Linked DNA regions of Homo sapiens: region 2 is linked to region 1. Evidence: chromatin contacts called from ENCODE Hi-C or POLR2A ChIA-PET data. All regions are on one chromosome and are shown on one strand. The core of a region is the stretch at or near the end of the contact, and the rest is flanking DNA. Distances in the headings are between cores, read along the strand shown. Region 1 has its middle 23 kb from the start of ZNF80. Region 2 overlaps C3orf52 (chromosome 3 open reading frame 52).

Region 1 (2,602 bases), core at 27-2,526:
GCCTTTTCATAAATGCATGGAGAAATGAGGCATCAGCAGGTACAGGTTACAGTGACTCAGGTGGGGCACAGGAATTTCATGATTTTAAAAAAGGATTCCAGATTCTTCTGTTCTCCTTGCCAAAGGCTAGTCAATTTTCCCAGTTGCTTCTCTATTGCCCCCATCTTATTCAAAACTGCACAAATTCAAATGACCCCACTTCATCTAGACAAAAACGTAAAAAGAAAAGACAGTCAATCAAGATTCTGCTTGATTAACATCTTGGGAGAAGGCTAACATGAGTCTTCAGGGATGAAAATAAATGGCTCTGAGCCTGGGCTGTGGTCATAAACCTGACCTTGTCACTGCCTAAGCGAGGAAAGCAATGGAGGAAATTAGAGCTCTCGTTCCAGTGTGATTACAATTGTACCCTTAACAGGACATGACAATGTTTTTTGGCATTCAATTATGTTTTGCTATGCGTGCATGCATACACTCACACACTCACACACGCAGAGCTAGAATTGAAATCATCTCAAGTGAGAATTCTTGTGATGCATTTAAGGGGCCTGCATTTGACAAGTTGCTACCTAGTTATGGACTAAAATCTCACCAGGCACCCCCATAGCTTATCGCCTGTCATTTCAAAACAAAGACATCCTGCTTCCCCTTTCTGTGTCACACCTCATCGACTCATTCTCAGCAGACTCTTACTTTCATTACAAGCTCGGTGCCACCTCCCGGACTTTCATCAGATGAAAACTTGAAAGAAAAAAAAAACCCATTCCATGTTTTGACTTGGACTCTAGGTGTTGTTATTCTCTCAGTCCAGCTTGAGAAAAAAAAAAAAAAAAAGCCCACCCCACGAGGGGGCAGGCCTGCTTTCCTGTCTCCTGCCACCACACAGTCTCTGAAGTGTGTGAAGAAGAGAGGAAGAGACAATTAACACTCAGCACCAATCTGCATTTCCTTTTTAGCTGCCATTTACACGCTGCTCAGGTTTTGAAAACCAGCATTTCATGCTACTCCCTAGAGAGCCAGCACCAGCTTCAGCAGGATCCATCTGCACAGCACTCACATTGCTGAAATCTTCAGCCAACCCAGAATTCATTTATTTATTTTTTGAAAAAAAATGAGAGAGAGGAAGTGAGAGAGTACGAGTGAGAGAGCAAGCAAGCGGGTGAAAATAATAGATTAGAATCTGGTAATATTTAATGCGCACGCTTGACCAATCCCTGCGCTGGTCCAGGCAGGGGTGAGTCAGTGGAGTTTTTCTTTGATCATCTTCTAGATTAGTGTGAGCAGCGAGCGAATGAGCAAGAGCGTGTGACAACAGAGGATGACAGGCTGTGAGGTTCGAAGCAGGAAGGACACACTCCATAAGTCTCGGCACTGCTCATCAGCCCATGTGTCAGCACGCTCTTGCTGATGGGAGCAGCGGGGAGAAACGCCATACTGGGAAGTCACTGCTGGTGTGGGACAAGTTACAAGATGCTTCTGGGGGAGGAAAATGTGTATCATCAACTCCTCAGGTCTGGCCAACTTGCTTTATTTCCTTTAGCCCCCAAAGGGTGGAGCATTGAAGCATAATAGCTTCAATAAGCTTTGTTATTTTAACATTATTATTTTTTAAACTGAATTCACCACCACAGGAGGTCACAGAGTCAATGGTCACAGCTGGCTTTTAAAAAAGGGTTGAGTCACTTTGTGATTGATAAAACAGACTCAGCCTGAGATGAGGGCAATCAGGTTTCCTGCTTGAAGGCATCAGTTGATCACTACAGGGGTCGGAAAGAAGTGTTTTTCTTACGCAAGTTCTGGCATAATAGTCTAGGTGAATGCAAAAAAAAAAAAAGTTAGTCTTTTGATTTGTTTGTTTTTGTTTCTAAGAGAGAGCAGAGCTAAAAAGCCCATCCTTACCTCAGTAGACCAATGAGTGGTCTGATTCCATCTGGCTCTGCTGCTCAGATGGCAGTTGTGATGATAGTCATGCTACAGACACATTTACCAACTAAGCAGTGCAGACAGTACTCTGCATTGGCCCAGATTTACCTAGGAACAAGCACAGGTGTGCTCAGATAAGGAAAATACCTTAGGTCAGGAGGTGGGGTGAGCACATGGTTGTTAAAATAGAATTTAGTGAGTTAAAAAAAAAACCAGCAAACCAACACAAGACTCATAAGTACCCTATAGTATCTGCGGATGCCGTTACACGTCAAGTTAAACCACATCTTCTCAGGATACAGGGGTGTTTTGCAGCTCTCACATTAACACAGATGTGTAACGTGGGTTTCTCAGCCTATCAGAGATGGGGCAAGATAGGGTTATAATAAACAGCTTTTGTTTTTTTTGGCTCTGCCCTTACTAGGGGAGACTTCCAACCTTACCAATTCTCAAATAGTTCTTGGAGTCCCTGGTGAGAAGGATGCCCCTCTTCCACCATTCTGACTTAATGACACTGGAGCCACACTGCATGGGTTCAAATCCCAAACTCATTCCTCCACTCAAAATGTATTTAAGGGAGTGCCCACTGTGAACTTGACATTATTCTAGATGCTGAGGAAAGAGCCATTCCACATTTTCCTGTAATTTTGGTTCTAGTGAAGGTGTAGAAATGCAAATA
Region 2 (2,602 bases), core at 103-2,602, 2.1 Mb before region 1:
TGTTTTTTGAGACAGGGTCTCGTTCTGTCGCTTAGCTGGAGTGCGGTGGCGTGATCATGGCACTGCTATTCTTGAAGCACTCCACCCACCTGGGCTACTTTTTCTTTAGTGCAGAGGTGCACTGTCTTCTTTTAGGTGGGATCGCGTAAGCATGAGCTGGTAGAGCACGGAGAGGCAGGCAGCCAGGTTACGAAGACTAAGCCAATTATTCACTGAAGTCATCCTCCTCCCCCCCACCATTCGATTTGATCTACCTCTAAGCCAGGCTGTGAAGAAAAGGAAGGCACTTTAGAAGACCTCAGCAGTGTGGTTCTGTGTCTACTTCCATGACCTGTACCTGAGTATCTTAGCCAGCCAGCCTTAGGAACACCACCAAGGTTACTTTGAAATCTATGTATATAGCTAGTTACAGACGGGAGCTATGTGTTTCTTCATTATTTTGCAGCTCCTCGTTGTTCCTGTGATTCCTGAACACCTTTTTGGAAATATGGGTCTCTGTGAGTTTTGAGCACACTACTATCACTTTGGATAGTCACTCCATTTATATTTTTATAAACTTCCATTAGAGAATCATTAAGGCTGTTTAATATCTGCTCTGGATATTACGCATTGGCTTTTTGTTGCCTAGTGCTACAAACCTTCCTGTGGGACTCAGTGTCTTCAGGCAATGATTGTGTATCCTGTTACAGATGGTTGTGATACAAGAAGAACCACTCTTCTTTGAAAATAAACTCTTGGAAGCTTTTGCCAGCTATTTGGGGGGTAGGAGGAATATTAGCAACTGTATTGGTTGTCTACAGATACAGAATTGCCTGTTGTGAGGGAACTGATTGTTTTGTTGGGAAAAGAAATTTACCAGGAGAAAGAGTTTTGTGCTGTATTGTGAGAGATCTCGCCTCTCAGTTAAATGAGCCCTGGGTTAAAGTCAGTGTGAAGGGCAGCTGTGTGCGGGCACGAGCCAGAGTGTCTGCCTCAGACTAGATTTGACTTGAGTTCTTTATGACCCAGGACTCTGGATAATGTGAATTTGCTTTCCTATTTAACTAGAAGATACATGTACTATAGATCATTGTCTCATTTTAGTGATTGTTCCTTAAACTAGTGAAACTAGTGGATTTCTCTTCTTCCTCTTTATTTTCTGCATGTTAAATGTGAACCTTAGTGTATTTGTATTTTGTAGAAAATAATGAAAAATTTTAATGGAGAATGATTTAAAAACATTTACAATACATTATTTTTGCATCTGTGTTGTTGCATTCCCATTGGCTGAGCTTTGGGCTGGGTTTTTGTTTGTTTGTTTTTTGCAGTAAATGGTGTTGAGCATAATTTTTTTCATTTCCCTTAGGGCAGCTTCCTCTTCTGGGTGAATAAGATCAAGCCAAGTTTGGCTGGGGCGGCCTGGGTTCTCCCCTCTGTTCCAGCAAGAGCAGGCAGAGGCCATCCCCTCCTCTTTCTCTGAGGCCCTCTCTGGCAGGACTTGGTATCTGAAAGGGCTTGGACTTGAAGGAACAGCCTGTTCATGTCTGGAGGCAGGATTTGGTTTTGTTCTTCCCTTCTTGTTCAGAAAGCACCAAGATGCAAGTACCTTGTCTTGGGTTTTGACCATTTGCAAGTCATAGAGAGGACTTTCCATAGATTTGACTTTTCTGCCCAAATGGTATGGGAAAAAACTAACCTTTGTGACTAACATATTTGGTGGTGTTTGAAAAAAAACGGCCCTTACAAATGCACTGTTCTGCTATAGGAGATAAATCTACTGGTCATCACACAACATCATGATGAGCATAATGCCTGGTACATAGTGAGGTTTTAATAATTGAAGGATTTGAGAAGAAAACTGCTCTTCTCTGGATGTCACTTAGATATGGATAGAATGGCAACAGCCATATCAGCAGAACCTGCTCCTGTTCCTCTGCCAACAAAAATTCCAGCCATGTGTCTGATTCTTTTTTGCCTTTCAATTTAATTTAGTTCTACAGATTTGAAAAAATGATGTGTTTTATGGAAGGCTATGGGGATACTAGTGGAGAAGACAACAATAAGAAAAGAAGCTGTTAGTCTTATTAAGGAGTCAGGATCAGTACAGATGAAACAGGAAACAGCAGAAAAAAATACCCAGGGGTCAAAAACAAAGGCAGTCTGGGCGCGGTGGCTCAAGCCTGTAATCCCAGCACTTTGGGAGGCCGAGGCAGGCAGATCACCTGAGGTTAGGAGCTCGAGACCAGCCTGACAAACATGGTGAAACCCCATCTCTACTAAAAATTAGCCAGGCGTGGTGGCAGGCGCCTGTAATCCCAGCTACTCAGGAGGCTGAGGCAAGAGAATCGCTTGAACCTAGGAGGCAGAGGTTGCAGTGAGCTGAGATCACGCCATTGCACTCCAGCCTGGGTGACAAGAGTGAAACTCCATAACAAACAAACAAACAAACAAACAAACAGAAACAGTAGGGTTGCGGGTGGTCAGAGAAAAGAGTGGTCAGTATAATCAGAGGACGTTTTTTTGTAGGAAGTAGGACTGAAGCCGAATCCTGAAGCACTGGTGGGATTTGAATAAGAAGATTTGCCTTCCTTTACACATGTTCGTGTCTTCTTAGGATGAGGTA

What was found. A loop is a pair of places that touch in the nucleus more often than their neighbours do. ChIA-PET counts read pairs that join two places held with the same protein, here RNA polymerase II (POLR2A). Pooled maps may share reads with other maps.
Region 2: a loop to region 1 is called in a map with no recorded cell type, with 5 times the contacts of the local background. The contact joins two enhancer-like sites. A Hi-C loop is called at or near these places in 4 of 37 single-sample maps with no recorded cell type and 6 of 50 pooled maps. POLR2A ChIA-PET finds 5 or more read pairs at or near these places in 1 of 52 experiments (activated CD4-positive, alpha-beta T cell).

The regions. Positions count from the first base shown.
Region 1 is chr3:114,213,040-114,215,641 of GRCh38, forward strand. No RefSeq gene overlaps it. Among named protein-coding and RNA genes, the nearest start is that of ZNF80, 23 kb to the right of the region's middle. RefSeq lists an enhancer at 697-1,370. Within about 2 kb of position 1,277, at least 12 of the 41 ENCODE cell types and tissues checked have a DNase peak (open chromatin) inside an H3K27ac peak, as active enhancers do.
Region 2 is chr3:112,116,964-112,119,565 of GRCh38, forward strand. C3orf52 (chromosome 3 open reading frame 52) reads left to right here. Exons shown (of 6, transcript NM_024616.3): 6 at 1-1,247. Among named protein-coding and RNA genes, the nearest start is that of MIR567, 5.5 kb to the left of the region's middle. Within about 2 kb of position 1,353, at least 5 of the 41 ENCODE cell types and tissues checked have a DNase peak (open chromatin) inside an H3K27ac peak, as active enhancers do.